2 separate regions of the Homo sapiens genome follow, and region 1 is linked to region 2. The links are chromatin loops, found by intact Hi-C in ENCODE. Cell type or tissue: mammary epithelial cell. All regions are shown on one strand. Links, peaks and the distances in the headings refer to the core of each region. The heading gives the core; the rest is flanking DNA.

What was found. Peaks named below come from ENCODE experiments on the same cell type or tissue, not always from the same donor. Only the 100,000 strongest peaks of a DNase experiment are listed, where the experiment ranks them.
Region 1: it touches region 2 in a loop (1.9-fold over the local background); 2 of 110 quality-filtered maps call a loop at or near these places.

Annotation. Positions count from the first base shown.
Region 1 is chr1:232,139,119-232,147,458 of GRCh38, forward strand. No RefSeq gene overlaps it. Among named protein-coding and RNA genes, the nearest start is that of DISC1-IT1, 220 kb to the left of the region's middle. In mammary epithelial cell, for the core only: no CTCF peak of the experiment used is centred there; DNase peaks (open chromatin) are centred at 3,493 and 3,813; H3K27ac peaks cover 2,239 bases.
Region 2 is chr1:231,924,892-231,933,231 of GRCh38, forward strand. The region is part of intron 9 of DISC1 (DISC1 scaffold protein); the gene reads left to right. The region is part of intron 12 of TSNAX-DISC1 (TSNAX-DISC1 readthrough (NMD candidate)); the gene reads left to right. It overlaps DISC1-IT1 (DISC1 intronic transcript 1), which reads left to right and starts at 943. Exons shown (of 4, transcript NR_126441.1): 1 at 943-1,059. In mammary epithelial cell, for the core only: a CTCF peak has its summit at 7,152 (motif pointing left); DNase peaks (open chromatin) are centred at 4,610 and 6,480; H3K27ac peaks cover 2,801 bases.

The DNA.
Region 1 (8,340 bases), core at 257-8,256, 210 kb after region 2:
GAAAGCCTGTGGCTTTAAATATAAAGATTCGTAGAGAACGGTGGGATAAGTAACTTTTATGGTTTGTAATATGACTTGTTGTGTGTTTCACTCTTCTCTCCAGCAACCAATTATCTAGTGCCTGCCAATGATACGGCTTCGATGACTGGAGGAACACTAGGGTTTTTGGTATTGCGCCGATTAAGATAAAATGACACGGACACACATGGAGTGATTTTAAGGAGCAGAGAATTTAGTAGGCAAGAAAGAAGAAAACAGCTCCCCTGTACAGAGACAGAGGGAGTGGGGATTTGAGCAAAGAGAAACCCCCTGTGCTGCAGAAAAGTGGTCGCTAATATTGGGATGCTAGAGGAGGTGGTGTTTGGCTTGCATAGCGCCCAGGGGATTGGTTTGACCAGGTGTGTTATTTACATAGCCAGAGAAAAACCTGGGCTTCCCACCTTATTCCTTTAATATGCAAATGCGGGTTGTCATGATGTTCCGAACACAAGGTGGTGTTATTTGGAGGCGGCCATGACACTTGGCACAGGTGGTGACAAGGAGAAGACTGAGGGAATTGCCATTTTGGCCATGTTGGGTGGACCTAGCTTTTAGTCGCCTGCATTTGCATATTAAAGCTTGCTGGCCTGGCTCTTTAAGCCTAGAAAATAAATGGTTTGAGGGTTGTTTCTCATAGGAAAATTTCCACTGAGAACCTTTACCCTTACTATTTGCCTAAAAATTATTTTTTAATAAGTCCCGTATTATCGACTCTAGACCAGGTGCTACCCAAAGCCCGGTTGTTCTCCCACCCTGTGCACCTTGTCTACGTCAGGGTGCTGTTGAAAGATTATTGAGGCCATGTCTGTAGGAAAGCCAGAGCTTCAAGAACAACAAAAACAATGTAAACAGGACTCCTTTCCTATTCTATTAATTCTATTGAAATTATTGAAAAATAATTGTCCTTGCTTTATTTTAAAATTACATGTATTGGTTTTCATCACCCAGCAGCCAGAATACATTTGTAATTTGTTTTCCATCTCACTTTTTGCCTTTTACTAGTCTTGTCATGAGATGAAATTGGTAGTTTTGGGGCAGTAATTGAGAATAAATCAAGATTCTGTGTTTTATAAGTATTTTGGAGGAAAGTTTCATTAAAAAGAAAATTAACTTAGGTTCTTCAGACAAAATGCCAGGGAAATTTTGACAAAGTGAGCTCCCCAAATCTAACCCGTCTAAGTCATGTGGTAGCAGAAACCCACAGACTCTCACAAAGACATGCAATGGGCTCTAAACTTAAGTGCAGATACTTTGATTACATTTCTTAAATTTCTCCATGAAGTTTCATGAGAAAAAAGAACCGTACAAAAACACAATGGCAGAACAATCACATTCTTCAGTGACCTCCTCTTGTGTGTTAACAATGCCTACGATGCATCCCTCCGATGAGCAGCAGGGCTGCACCTGCCACGAGGGGCTGGGCTGCAGGCTGAGCCCTCTGGCTTTGCTGAGAAGGGTGGTGATGGCATCGCCTGTACAAAGATTTCCAGAGGTACTTGCAGAGGAGGAGGGCAGACCATCAGTGCCTCTTCACCTATAAAGTCATGCAGTGGGACCTTAGAGTTATGATGGACTCATATATGTGTGTTTTCCTCAAATTTCCTGATTTTAAATTAGACAATTGAAGGATCAGAAAATTTGCAACTAAGTGAATATTAAAATATATTAAACAAGTGTTTTTCTATGGATGAATGGATAAATAAAATGTGGTATATCTATACAATGGAATATTATTCAGCCTTGAAAAGGAAGGAAATTCTAATACATGCTACACCATGGATGAACCCTGAGGACATCATGCTAAGTAAAATTAGCCAATCATGAAGAGACAGACACTATATGGTCCCACTCCTATGAGGCTCCTAAAGAATCAAATCCATAGAGACAGAAAGTAGAATAGTGGTCACCAGGGGCTGTGGAGAGGGGGAAGAGGGAGTTAGTGTTAACAGGAACATTGGGAGGGCTGGGGTGGGTGGATCACCTGAGGTCAGGAGTTCGAGACCAGCCTGACCAACATGGTGAAACCCTGTCTCTACTAAAAATGCAAAAATTAGCTGGGCATGGTGGTGCATGCCTGTAATCCCAGCTACTCGAAGCTGAGGCAGGAGAATCACCTGAACCCGGGAGGCAGAGGTTTTAGTGACCCGAGATCGCGCCATTGCACTCCAGGATGGGCAACAAGAGAGAAACTCTGTCATGAAAAAAAACCAAAACCAAAACAAAACAACAAAACAAGAAAAACAAAACAAAAAAATAGGAACAGAGTTTCAGTTTGGGAAGATAAAAAGAATTCTGTGGATGGATGATGCTGGTGCTTGCAAAACCATAAGAATGTATAATACTAAAGCCACTGAACTATACACTTTAAAATGTTTAAGAAGGCTAATTCTGTGTTATGTGCATTTTGCTGCAACTTAAAAAACTTAAAAATACATTAAAAGAATTCTCAATTCTGACAGCAATGATGATTGGTGGCACTGTTAAGGTGAAATTTTCTCCAAATGCAACTGCATTCTATTTAGTCAATTTATAATTAACATATTAAAGATCTCATGTCTAGAAATTGACCAATTTACTAAGATTGTTAAGTGTGAGGATGTTGGGTGCACCACACTGTCATAGTAAAAACCTGGAGCAAGCTGAATTCCCATTCATATGGAGCAATTAAATAAATTATGATGATTCCATAAAAGAAGTGCCGTGCAACAATTATAAAGGCAATTGTGCCAATGTAAAAAGAAGTGCAAAATAAAACATGCAAAACAGGAAATGATGATCAGTATACATAGCATCATCCCAGTGAAAACAGAAAAATCTAAATAAAAATAGTAAATACAAAAATATATGTGTATGCTTGCATTTACTTGGAAAATGCTGGCAGCATATCTAACAAAATGGTAATGATAGTTACCTAATCTATCTTAAATATGGTATAATAAATTCATATATAAATAGTGAAGTAAGACAAACCAAAATAGTGATTAATTCTGCCAAATGAAGAAGGGGTTGTGAGTTGGGGTCTTTTACTTTTCATTTTCCATACTTTCGTATTATTTGAGATTTTTTATTTTTACTAAATGTGAAAAGCAAATAAAAATAATTAGAACATTTAAAAACCAAAAAATTTTATGCATACTTCACTATTTTGTAAAATAATATAGAGTAAAAATAAAAAACAGAAAAAAGTAATGCAAGCCAATGTGGAAATAAGTATAATCCAGAAAACAACCATGAAGAAAGGATCCCATCCAGACTACAGGGAACAGACTGAGAGACCTCAGTGGCTTCCAGTTGCTAATGTGTGTGATTCCCACACTGGGTAACACAGGAGTGTTTGACCAACAATCAACTGAATACTGGTTCTTGTTTCTCATTGTCATGGAATTTGCCGAATCTCACTTTTGGCTTCACAGAGGACTTTGTGAGCTCCAAGCATGAAAAGTGGCATTTATAACTCCCCCTGGAATTTCCATGTACCCAGGACACTGCCAGGCCAAAGGATGAATCACAGCTTCTTAGAATTGTGGAAGCCATTTTGGAAACAGCTGCCAAGTAACTAATGCTATTAAAAATAGCTCCCTAAAAAATGAATTGCTTATTTTAAGAAGACAAGAGTGGCTTGAATCTGTGCTGCTCACATTTTTCATCTACTGGGCACAGTGCCCGTGGATCCAAGAAAGCCCTGCTTGTCAGATGGGAATACCATCTGTACAGATGATGCCCCGCACATGCAAGAGCCTGGCATTTTTGGGCCAGGGCTAACCAGGGTAAAGTCTGAATCACCCCATGTGGAATCCGTCTCCTACGGGGTGTGGACTGTGGGGCATGAATTCCAATTGCGCTTTCCTTACATAACTTTGCTCTTCAGATCCCTGGTTCCGAATGTGGGGTGTATGCAGTATGGCCCACTGGAAGTACATGAAAATGCTAGAAGGTGAATCTACATGTATTTTTTGATCTAATGAAAACAAGCAGGAAAATAAGTTGTACTGACAGGTAATGTGCAGACTGATACTGCTGTCTTGACTCAGACTGTGTTGGGCAATTGTCTTTCCCTGTGAATTCCGTGAAGAAATGAACCCATCCAGACCCATCCCATGGCAATAGGATTGATGGTGCCAACCTCCCATGTTTGTTTTATGCCCCCTGTGTTGTGACGTGGGGCAGTTAACCTATTTCTGGCTTAAACAGTGTCAAAAATAAACAAAGCCAGGCACTAGTTAAAGTGGTAAGAAGAGACTTCAATCAGCACTTTGATTTGTGCAGCAGTGACTAGGCATTTTAAAGGAAGAATAAGGGAATGAGGAGAGGTGTGAGTGGGGACTCAGGAGAGTCAGGGAAGTGAAAAATCATCAAAGGCGGGAGGGAGGAAGCTTGGTCCATGTGGAAACTATCTGGATTTTCTAAGTGCTCCTTCTCAAAGCGCTGCCCTTCTGGAGGCTGGGAGACAGGGTACTTATCTTCAGGTTTTGGCTGAAACAAACAGTAAATTCCTTGGGCAGCCCTGCATTTCTCAGGCAGGCACTTTAAGGAGATTAGGGGCATGCTAAGGATGTGGCCTTGAGCTGCTAGAAACTGTGTTTGTGTTTGTTCAAGCCTTTATAGGCCAAGGATGAGGCCTAGTGGAGAAGGGGGCTCAGTGGAGCCTGACTAGAATTTGGTCAAGAAGAGAGTCTTTGTCAGTAGCCCTGCAGATATCATCTGTCTAAGAATATAGGATGATTGTCACATTTTGTAATGAGGTGAAGGAATGATCATACAAATAATTTGTGCCTCTTAGAGGCTCCTAAGTTATCTCAGGGCAAATAAAGTACAGTTATAAAGTTTAAGGATGAATTAGAAATTTTTCATTTACAAAAAGACAAGTGTGCCAAATTTGGAAAATATTTAATAAGGACATTCTTGTCACTAGAACACGGATGTTTTTGAAAACGAAGGAAAAGATATACACAGGAACACACACATTCATGTACAATGTGGAGGTGACAAGTTAACAGTAACAACGAAAGTACTTTTCAGAAGCAACTCATGTGACGTAGAGAGCAGTTTGCAAATATTTCCATTGGTTATGTGATATATTTTTCCAAAAATTTTGTATTTCTCCTCCCAAAACAAATAAATCTATGATAATACCGGACCTGGTTAAATGCATCTGCCTTGAGTCATTCGGCACCCCTTTGGGCCCACCCCTCATTCCTAAACTCCCCCAGCTGTTCTTCCTATCCTAGAATTCAGGGGCCAGACTTCAGACCACCCAGCACAATAGGAGCCCCAGCAGAGCCCAGGTCCAGCCCAGTGGCACTCACAAAAGCCATGGCTTCCACAGTCTCTGCCTGCAGGCAGGGAATATAACCCAGAAGGCAGGAAAGCTACAGTGGTTCATCTTTGCAGGATATTATAAAAATAATATCAAAATCATCAAAAAAGTGAGAAATTTTTCCAATTTATTACACTGTATTTTAATTATAGATGAGAGGAGAGGATGGTCTGCCAACTTATTTTCTGTGTATAGGAACTACACAGAAAATAAGTAATGTCTCATTCTGTTAAATTTTCTGCTTTTGAGCAAATGTGTATAATGTAATATATTAATTTGTAACAATACATAAGGAACACATGCTCAAAAGTTTTTAACTAATAGGGCTTCACATTCAGAAAAGTTGGGAGTCGACTGCTTCAGACTCATGTGCCCTGAAGTACACGCAGCCCCTGGGTGGAGGCAGGATAAGGAAGTACAGCTGACAGGCTGAACACCTGTAGGCCAGAGAGCAGCTTTTTGGGGCCTGGAAGGCGTGGATGGGACAACCTGGCCTTGATGTCAAGTCTTTAGAGCATCCAGTCCATAATATTAAATATTACCCAGAATGTGATCTGACGGGGATCCTTCCGTTAGATGTGATGCCATATTAGGACGTAGCACACTCAGGGCCTTGATAACTATCGTTTTAGGGTCATAATACCCTCCCAAGTATTCACCAACAATTTGCTCTGCCATTCTGTTGATTCCGTGTTCTTTTCATTCTCTTTAGGGCCAGAAGAAGCCTCTAGGTCTCACACATAGAAAATAAGTTGGGAAGGCTGGGCGCGGTGCCTCACGCCTGTAATCCCAGCACTTTGGGAGGCTGAGGCAGGCAGATCACCTGAGGTCAGGAGTTCAAGACCAGCCTGACCAACATGGTGAAACCCTGTCTCTACTAAAAATACAAAAATTAGCTGGGCGTGGTGGGCGCACCTGTAATCCCATCTACTCAGGAAGCTGAGGCAGGAGAATCACTTGAACCCTGGAGGCGGAGGTTGCAGTAAGCTGAAATCACGCCACTGCACTCCAGCCTGGGCAACAGAGCGAGACTCCGACTCAAAAAAAAAGAAAAAAAAAAAGAAAAGAAGTTGGCAGAACACCCTCTCCTCCCAATTGTAATTAAAATATAGTGTAATAAATTGATCAAAATTCTGACTTTTTGATGACTTTAATGTTTTTTTAATATCCTGCATCAAATTTTATCCCAAGAATATTGACTCAGTGGGTGTGTGTGCATACCTGCGCATGTGTGTTCACCCCTGATTTGCTGTAAACATTGCTGGCTCTGCCTCTGGTTAATCTAGCACAGATTCTCCTTGCCATGTTGTAGCTTTGGTTCAAGAAAGATGATGGGGTGGGGAGCAGTCATGAGATCCTGGCACCACCGCTTCCTGCTTCTCCTCTTCTGCCCACTGGTTTTACTCAACATTTCCTGGTAATTCATTAGGTGATGCTGTCCTTATTGCTGCCAAGGTTTTTCTCACCCATGTGTACTCTACTCTATTTATTGCATGGATACTCATTTAGTTGGGTTCAGTGATGACAATGCCTTGACACTGGGAAGATTAATGACTCAATAACCGTCAAGACAAGATAAATGTGAGGTTAGGTTGATTGTATGAATTGTTTCTTTGGAGGCTGGTGGAGTGTCTTGTTATGCTTCCCCCAGAACCTGAACCTTGGGTGACTGCATCAGGGTGGTCCAGTGTCCCACTATGTTTGCAGTCATTGGCACATTACCATGGTTTCTTCTTTCCCTCTCATATTTTCTCTAAGATGCAAACTAAAAAGTAATTCTTCTAGATTGCTGGAACCAGTGCTTAATGAATGAGTTATTAATAAAAAGGAGTTACAAAAGGATGTATATGCTCATCTAATGAGTAGACACTCTGCTTACACAGCCATTCAAAGACTTTAACCACATATTTCTCTGACTATATGAACTAGATACATTTCTTCTCCACAGTGGGATGTACTGCATGATATTTTTAACTGACGGGAACTTAGGTAGAAAACACATTTCAATTTTGAATGCAAACATGTAAAATACAATAAGGAAAAGGTGACCCAAAGAGAAATTGAAATATGCATCTGTGGCTAAGTACTCTAGGGAGATATTCAGAATTCTGAATACGAACTTCACTCTTGGGGGGATTCCACTTAGGCAGAAGCTGGGAATGGTGGGGGGAGAGCACTGCATTTGGAGGGAGAAGACGTATCTCCTTGCTCTGATTTTACCCTTTGCTACTTTGATCAGTTCACTAAAGTGGTGAGCCCCACTTCTCCAGCAGTGGTGATGGAAGGTTCTATTTACCATGTGCCCAGAACTGTCCTGCTAACCAGACAAGTAACCTGTCAAAGCATCTTGTTTTTACTGATGAATAAACAGAGGCACAGAGAAATTGAACAATCTGCCTCAAATCACACAGCTGACCGTTGGAGGAGGCAGGATTTTGAATCTAAGCATTTGAGCCCCAGAATCTATTTGTAGTCAGTGTCCTATACATTTTTTAAAGCAAGCGTTTTCAAATATTTTCTCCTCCTTTTATGTCTTCTCTATTTAAAAATGTCCCCACCTCCCTTCCAAATCTCTCCAATTGAAGAAGTGAAAGGAAGGGCTAAAGGTCTTTAGTGGCCAATGGGGCAACTGAGAATGAAGCGATAAAGTCAGGGAAATGAATAAAACTCATTCACATGAAGAATTCCCTCAAGACTCTATACCTCACCTCTTGACCTCTCTACTTGATCTTTTTTAGGTAATTTTTGGAATAGTTTGGTTGAGAACATAGCAGTTGAATGTTTTCAAGTAGGAGAAAACATTAAAACACCATACTTTTGAATAAACTTAAGGAAAGAGAGAAAGATGGAAAGAGAAAAAAGGAAGAAAAGAAGGGAAGAAGGGCGAGAGGAAAGAAGGAAGGAAGGGAGGGAAGAAAGGAAGGAAGAAAGAAAAGAGGGAAGAAGGAAAAGAATGAAGGGATGAAGAAAGAAGAAAGTAAAGA
Region 2 (8,340 bases), core at 65-8,064:
GTGATCTGCCTGCCTTGGCCTCCCAAAGTGCTGGGATTACAGGCGTGAGTCACTGCGCCCGGCCTTTTTTTTTTTTTTTTTAAATGATTCTTTTGTTCCAGTTATTGACCTAGCACCAGCATTTGTCTTATGGATAAGGTGAGGGCAAAATTGCACTGGGTGTGGCAAGGTGATTCTGCACTTAGAGGTTCGTGTTTATGGTGCTACTGAGGGACTGAAGAATTCATCTGGAAACTTTTGGCTGCTCCCCTATCCTCTTCTTGCTAAATCAGAATGGCATACAGTTAAAAATACGGGCCCCAACCCGAACACAGGATTTCAAGGCTTGCTCACTGCTTGCATGATCTTAGAAAGTCACATCTGACTCCAAACCTTCGTTTCTTCATCTGAAAAACGGTGACGATGATGACAGAACTACCACCTGCATGGTGATGCTGTGCACTCAGGAAGGTTTTAGAACCACTAGAGTGGACTGGGGCTGGAATGGCTTCTGTCACAGAATTCAGAGTTCCCTTGTACTGCAGAGAGTCAAGTGCAGCTGAATGGCTGCTACCAGGGATATTACCCAGATGTTCACAGGTCATGAAAGTGTGGGACAAGATGACCTCAGAGCTTCCCCTCCACTGGTGACAACACATGTAACATGCCTCCTATTAAGCCTGTAATGGGGTAAATTGTATCCCCACCAATGATAAGTCCAAATCCTAACCCCTGATACCTGTGAATGTGACCATTCTTGGATTATAAGATCTTTGCAGATTTATGGATCTTGAGATAAGATCATCCTTGATTTAGGATGGGCCCTGAAATCCAATGATTAGTATTTTTTATGAGAAAGGAGTGGGAGATATGAGACACAGACACACAGAGGGGAATGACATATGAAGATGGAGGCGGAGACAGTAGTGAGGCATCTCAAGCCAAGGCATGCTACGGGTTGCTGACAACCACCAGAAGCTGGGAGAGAGGCACGGAAAAGATTCTCCCTCAGAGCCTCAGAAGGAACCCACTGGACTAACACCTTGACTTTGGATTTCTGGCTGCTGGGACAATGACGGAGTAAGTTTCTGTAGTTTTAAGCCACCCAGTTTTCGATACTTTGTCATAGCAGCATTAGGCAACTAATTCCATATCTCACCCATAATAAACACTCAGTGCTAGCAATTGGCTGCCACTGTGGTGATTATCAGCATGGAACTATGTGTTCCTGAAGAGAATTAGTTATTCCATTTCTATGAATATTTTCAACCCAAGATTGTTGCTCTCAGTTAACGTACTGAAAATGAACTTGGTGAAAAAGTAAAAGCTCTTCTACATATCCCATTTGTGGATAGACTTAAGAGAACAGAAAGCTTATTATGGAATAAGCAAATTAATACCTTTGGGATCAATAGAGTGTCTACAGTTCAAAACCCTATCAAAAGTGGGTTTACGTAAAAAAAACTAGTGTGTTATCCATGTGTAATATTTTGTATAATATACAAAATTCTGGAAAGGAAGACTCACAATGCCAGATCAAGTATTGCAACGTCAGTTATGGCAGGAACAAAGGCTCTTCCCAGAAGCCTGTCTTCATTGTGCATTCTTTCACCAGAACAACTTGCTGTACTTAAGGCACAGGACATTTGGATCTAGAGATGTAGCTGTTGTGACTCACCATTTCTATAAACTTGGTGACTGGTCCCAGGCTGTCATATCTGTACCTGATCCACTACAGGGATGAATTGACATTTTCAGTGGCTACTTTGAGTCCAGATATTAATAGATCAGCCTGAAAGGGAGGATGAGGCAGTAATAGCACTTTTACAAGCAATAGAAGACAAGCTCAGGGAACAAAAGAGAAGGGAAGCTCCTTGAATTTAAAGGCAAGGGCAGAGATTTATTCCTCCACTAAATCTAAGGACTAAAAGCTTAGGTGGAGAGAGGGCTCAAATGTGAATTCACTTCTCATGCTCCCTTTGTGACCTCCTTTAAGGAAGGCCAGATTTGAGGAATGAGATTTTCCCAAGGGGAGGAAGCATTGTCTTCATCACTTCATGTATTTTTCTCAGAAGGCTATTGGCCTCCTGGAATTTTTACTTAGAATTCCAGATAGTCCAATGATGCTTTCTAGGTACCGTGGCTTTCACTGTGGTGAGAGTTTTGGCTGCAGTGCTTTTCTGTAACCCACTCACAAAGCCTTTGGGGATGGTGATAGTATAGGGATTGTCCTTCCAACTAGTTGCTCTCCAACTAGAAAGGCGAATCCCTTTTTCTTTGAGTCACAGAGGATGGAGAGGCTCAGCATTCTCATTCCCTGTTTGGGTTTCCACCCCTGTGGCCATGCAATTTCCATTTATAGCCATGTATTGGCTTACAAGCCTAACACCAATCCTGACCCAAAGCATGAGGCACTCTCACACATTTCTAGGTTAAGAACACTAAAAAGCAGGATCATCAGGTTATTTTTTGTTATTTGTAGATTTCTGCATAGCCTGATGCTTCAACTTCCCAAGACCTCATTTCTTCCCAGAGTAGCTGGAGTAGCTGGACCTTTATCATGTTCTGGTATCAAATTCTGCCTTGGTAATGTGTACAATGCTTCAAGAATTGCGGACTCCATATTACTCTCCTGTGTCATGTAGTTCTCTCTTTGTGAAAGCCATCCTTCCCTGAAACCCCTCATCCACCTGCCTACCTTGCCAACATTCCCTGCTCCTGGGTTGCCCTTCATTGTGTTCTATTTATGGGTAACCATGCTTTGCCAGGAACCATGCCAAGTACTTGGAATACGAAGGAAGTCATTGATGGAGAGGACACACAAGTAAGTAAAGGGCCCTGATAAAATGCGACGAGAGCTAGGCACGTGGATTTTTATGCAACAAAGGAGATAGGCAAGGAGCCCACGAACTAGTTTCCAAATGCTGGACCCCCTTGATCAGGACCTTTTCGGAGCAGGCTCAAGTGTCTCCCAACACCTATACCTGGCTGGACCCCTTGCCATTGTCTCACCACAAGTTGATGCTATAGTTCCAGAGGGCTGCCCCGCCAGGCCACTCTGTCTTTTGCAATTCCAGGGTGGGATGTGCATTGTCTACTTGGACCTAGGAACTCCCTTCAGCAGTTCTCCTGTGGACCTGTATCCAAGCCACCCTACAAAGTGAGCATGCACTCTGATTTAGGAAACTTTTCTTGAGAGATTTATTCTATAGTCTCCCTAACATCCCATTCTGGTGTTTATTCCATTAATTTAGAGCAAACACCCATTCAGTGAAGGGCCCTGAAAGGCATAGAAAAGGACAAAGTATCAGACTTGATTTCTGCTCTCAGCTATTAAAACTGGAGAGGCAAGGCACATAGAAAGATAGGGATGACATGATATTTAAACAAATGTTCTACACAGTGTTTCTCAATATAATGTTCTTGTCCTGTTGGGGGGCTTTTCAGTAAGCAGTGTCAGTGAAAGGGCAGTGACAGCAGGAGATGATTTTTGGTTATTTTCTGCATAGGCATCCTCAGTATGGAAGGCTGTGCCCACCTACGTTTGAAATGTGCAAGCTTGATTCTTCTCTCTTTTCTTCTTTATTAGTCTAGCTAGCGGTCTATCTATTTTGTTAATCTTTTCAAAAAACCAGCTCCTGGACTCATTGATTTTTTTGAAGGGTTTTTCGTGTCTCTTATCTCCTTCAGTTCTGCTCTGATCTTATTTACTTCTCGTCCTCTGCTAACTTTTGAATTTATTTGCTCTTGCTTCTCTAGTCCTTTTTATTTTGATGTTAGGGTGTCGATTTGAGATCTTTCCCACTTTGTCCTGTGGGCATTTAGTGCTATAAATTTCCTTCTAAACACTGCTTCAGCTGTGTCCCAGGGATTCTACAATGTTGTGACTTTGTTCTCATTGGTTTCAAAGAACTTATTTATTCCTGCCTTAATTTTGTTATTTACCCAGTAATCATACAGGACCAGGTTGTTCAGTTTCCATGTAGTTGTGCGGTTTTGAGTGAGTTTCTTAATCCTGAGTTCTAATTTGATTGCACTGTGGTCTGAGAGACAGTTTGTTATGATTTCCGTTCTTTTGCATTTGCTGAGGAGTGTTTTACTTCCAATTATGTGGTCAATTTTAGAATAAGTGCGATGTGGTGCTGAGAAGAATGTATATTCTGTGGATTTGGGGTGGAGAGTTCTGTAGATGTCTATTGCGTCTGCTTGGTCCAGAGCTGAGTTGAAGTCCTGAATATCCTTGTTAATTTTCTGTCTTGTTGATCTGTCTAATATTGACGGTGGGATGTTAAAATCTCCCACTATTGTTGTGTGGGAGCCTAAGTCTCTTTGTAGGTCTCTAAGAACTTGCTTTATGAATCTGGGTGCTCCTGTATTGGGTGCAGATATATTTAGGATAGTTAGCTCTTCATGGAGGCAACCTCAAGTAGCATTATTGTTCTTTTCATCCTTCCTCTCCTACTCACCTCCCCCACTCCTGACAAAATATGGAAATCCTGTCCCTGAGTAGTCTTGTTCACAATACACAATCTCACAGCCAAAGGAATGTATTTTTAACCCTGAGACGCCGAAAACGGCTTGAATCATTCATGCTGTCGTCTATTAGTCTGCCGCTGTGCTGTTATTTTTCCCAGGCTTAATGAGCCCTCATGGCACTGCGCTGCCTCAGAGCACGGCCGCAGCTTCAAGCACAGACAAGCCTGCTCTTTAAATATGCAAGTCATCAGCCTTTCTTGGAAAATGCTATGGGGAAGGTGCTCTGGACAAGCAAACAGATGATTTTTGCAGACTGTTCTGTAGTTAATTTGGGTCATGAAGCCCACTGTGGCTCAAGGAGTTTAGGGGACAGAAAAGGGGCTTTTGAAGGATTAACAACCAGATAGGAAGAAAGAAACAAATGAAGGGTAATCCTGGTTTTCTTTTGAGACTGACAAGAAAAAGTTGTTTGAAAGGAGGACACTCCACCATTGTTGTTGTTGAAGGAGAGCTGTACTTCTGATGTCCCCCAGGCTTTGTAGTAGTTAAGGGGTGAGGGATTGCAGGAGCTGCTCAAACCTGGCTGCTAATATGACACTAGGAGCCTGGGTGACACAGGGGCCATGGTGCCAGCTGCAGGTAGCGTGGGATTGACCCTGTTAGCCCTGGACATCAAGCCTGGAGTGAGAGATGGCCCGAAAACCCCTGGGACCTGATACAAGCAAGGGCTTTGGGATCAACCAGGCTCTCACTAACAGGCATCACTCAAAAAGAAAAGCATTTATTTAATAGAGAGTTTCAGAAAATGTTCCCCTTATTATTTTTCTTTGATTTTTGAATTGGAAGGCGCTTAGAGATCCTGTCCTTTAACCCTTGCGTTGTGCAGATGAGAGATGTGAGGTCAGGGAAGTTTAGTGGGCTCAGGGACGCACACGGAGTTCACAGGGTAGCCCGATGCAGTGGGAGGGTCGATGGGCTTCTGCCTCAGAGTTCTTTTCACCCTAACATTTCCTGTGCATTTGTTTACGTGTGCCAGGGATCGCTCTAAGTGCTTTGTACACATTAAACTTATCTAATCTTTACCCTAACTGTGAGAGGTGGCTGCCATCATTTTTATTTAATTTCACTTTGCATTAAATGATGTTGGCACAGTGATGTTAAGTCTGTTGCCCACAGTCTCCTGCCTGGAAGTGACAGTCAGGATTCAAGCCAGGCAGTGGGAGCCTCTGGAGCAGCCCTCCAAACCTCTACCCCATATGGCTCACATAGCCTCTAAAAAGGGTTTTGTGACTGATCTGAGATCCTAACCATTATCTATGACTTCATATTCCTGAGCAGGGGGCAGCTGGGGAAGCATTTCAAGATACTCAAGGACAAAGCACCCATCAACATAGATGGGTGCAAACTCAATGCTATCTAGTTCGCTGCAGCTGTTTGGCTAAAGGAAAACAGAATACCTGCAGAGCTGATGGCTTGGAGACTAGATGTACAAGATTACAAGCCAGATGCAAGTCTAGTTTCTGGGGTCCATCTGTGAGCAGAGGTGTGGGTGGAGGCCCAGAAGCCAGGCTACCATTTGGGATTGACTCTTAGCTCCTTACATGCACTTAAGCAGCCATTCATGACCTTTTCTGCAGCTCAACTGATACACTCAAGGCTGGGCATGTCCTTCTGTTCTAGTCATTCTGCTTTTGGTCCACTTCTATATGTTTGTTACCAAACTAGACATTGTCTTCAAGACCCACTCTGGCCAAGTCCTGGGGTCATGTTTAGTCCTGGAAGGACCTCCAGGAGATGGAGGTAGTTCTTAGTTGACCAGAGGGGAGCAGGACCACCTGTGCTTTAAGGTCATCCTGATTTCCTGGTGGTCGTTAATACGAAAGAAGCTACACCAGGCTTGACTTCTCTGAGTCAGTGGTGTTCAGAGCCCTTGACTCACCCTGGACCTGGGCTTGGCAGGAATTTCTCTAACCTTAGGTGGATGTATGGGTGAGTCTGCACAGCAACTTACTGTTCTGGTGCATTTGTGTTGGCATGCCCATGTACCGGGAGATGCCCTAGGGACTTACTTATGACATACTGACCTAGAGAGGGTTTGCGTATAAAATTTTAACTTGACTCACTGGTTCCTGGCAGGGTCAATAAATATTTGTGGACTCACTGAGTGAATGAGTGAGTGAATGAATGAACCAGTCTGCTAAGAAGTGTGAGCACAGAATATGTGTGCTGTTCTGACACATGATGACCCTATCATCCTTTGAGGACCTACCATATAGCTCAGTTTTGACACTGCTTGTGATTTTTTTTTTTTTTTGTCTTTGAGACAGGGTCTCACTCTATCACCCAGGCTGGAGTGGAGTGGCATAGTCATAACTCACTGCAGCCTTAAACTCTTTGACTCAAGTGGTCCTCCTGCCTCAGCTTCCTGAGTACTTGGGACCAGAGGCGTGTGCTACCATGCCAGATAATTAAAAAAAATTTTTTTTTTATAGACAAGGTCTCACTGTGTTGCCCAGGGTGGTCTTGAACTCCTGACCTCAAGCAATCCTCCTGTCTTGGCCTCTGAAAGTGCTGGTTTTACAAGTGTGAGCCACCAACCCCTGGTCCCACCTGTGATATTTTTCACCAGCTCATGGCCGTGGGGAGCCCGACTATTTGCATACGTGTTTTTTGCTCAGTACTGACACCTGGTGGCAGTGTCCCAAATTGCAAGCACAGTCTCTAGCATTAACTCAGTGTCAGGACTTTGGTGTGGCGGACCATAAGAATGGGAGCCTCTGGAGTTATGCAGAGAGAAGTAGCCCTACCAGGGAAGATGTAATCTTGCAAAATAACCTACCTAATGACAATGAGTCTCTTGTCTTTTCTTAGGGCTGCATAATCAGCACCACCTGATTTAGTGGTAAGAGGAAAGGTGCTAGTGGGAAATGCCATTATTTAAAAATACCTGGAGACTACTGATCTAGTTTAAGACCAATATTTGTCCCACATTTGATATTAGAACCAATAGAATGATAGAAGTAATAGCTATGGTACTATTAATAGCTCCTATTGAGGACCTGTGAACACACTGCTGGACCCTGTATATTTAGTATTTCTAATCCTCATGATAACCTAACACATAGGGATTATTATTTCCATTTTACAAATTAGGAAATGGAGCTTTGGTTTAGTAACATGCCTGAGTTCATGGTAGGGGCTGGATTTGAATCTCAATTTGCTTGACCTCAAAGGCTATGCTCTTTCACTCTGCTTCAAGGGTACTGTGTTACTCCAGGGGTGCCATTCACATTCTAGTCAGTGTACATGGCATTTCTGGGGTTGTGTGACTTGTAGCCATCCTCTTTCCATCATTCCCACTGCCTCTCCAGGAGCCAATCATTTATGTCTCTTCTAAGCTCAGTGGGTGACTGAGGCTGTGAAGACATTTAAAATTGAATAATGTATCCTGTAGTAGATGCATTGACTATTTCTCTAGAGTTGGCATCCTAAAATTCAAAATTTTTGGTCTGGCAGCCTGTGAAAAAAATCGTATTTTGCCTCTAATTCTCAACCCTGGAGAGCGCCAATTAGTTGTGAAGTTACTTTCAAACTGAAGCCCAATTTATACTCCTAATAAAAACATCCAATGTAATCATATGTGAAATGGAGGCTAATGGCCCTATACCACCCGAGCATCACCATAGTGATGGTGTTGAGGATAAAAATGATGACAATGACAACAGCAGCGATGATAATAGTTAACCATTGTCGAGTACCCATTATTTCCTTGACTCCTTATAGACACTCTGTGAGGGAAGTAATAGTATTGTCCCAATTTTCAGAGGAGGAAATGAGGTGTAGAGATGCTAGTTATCTTACCCAAGCTCAGTTGACTGTGCTGGT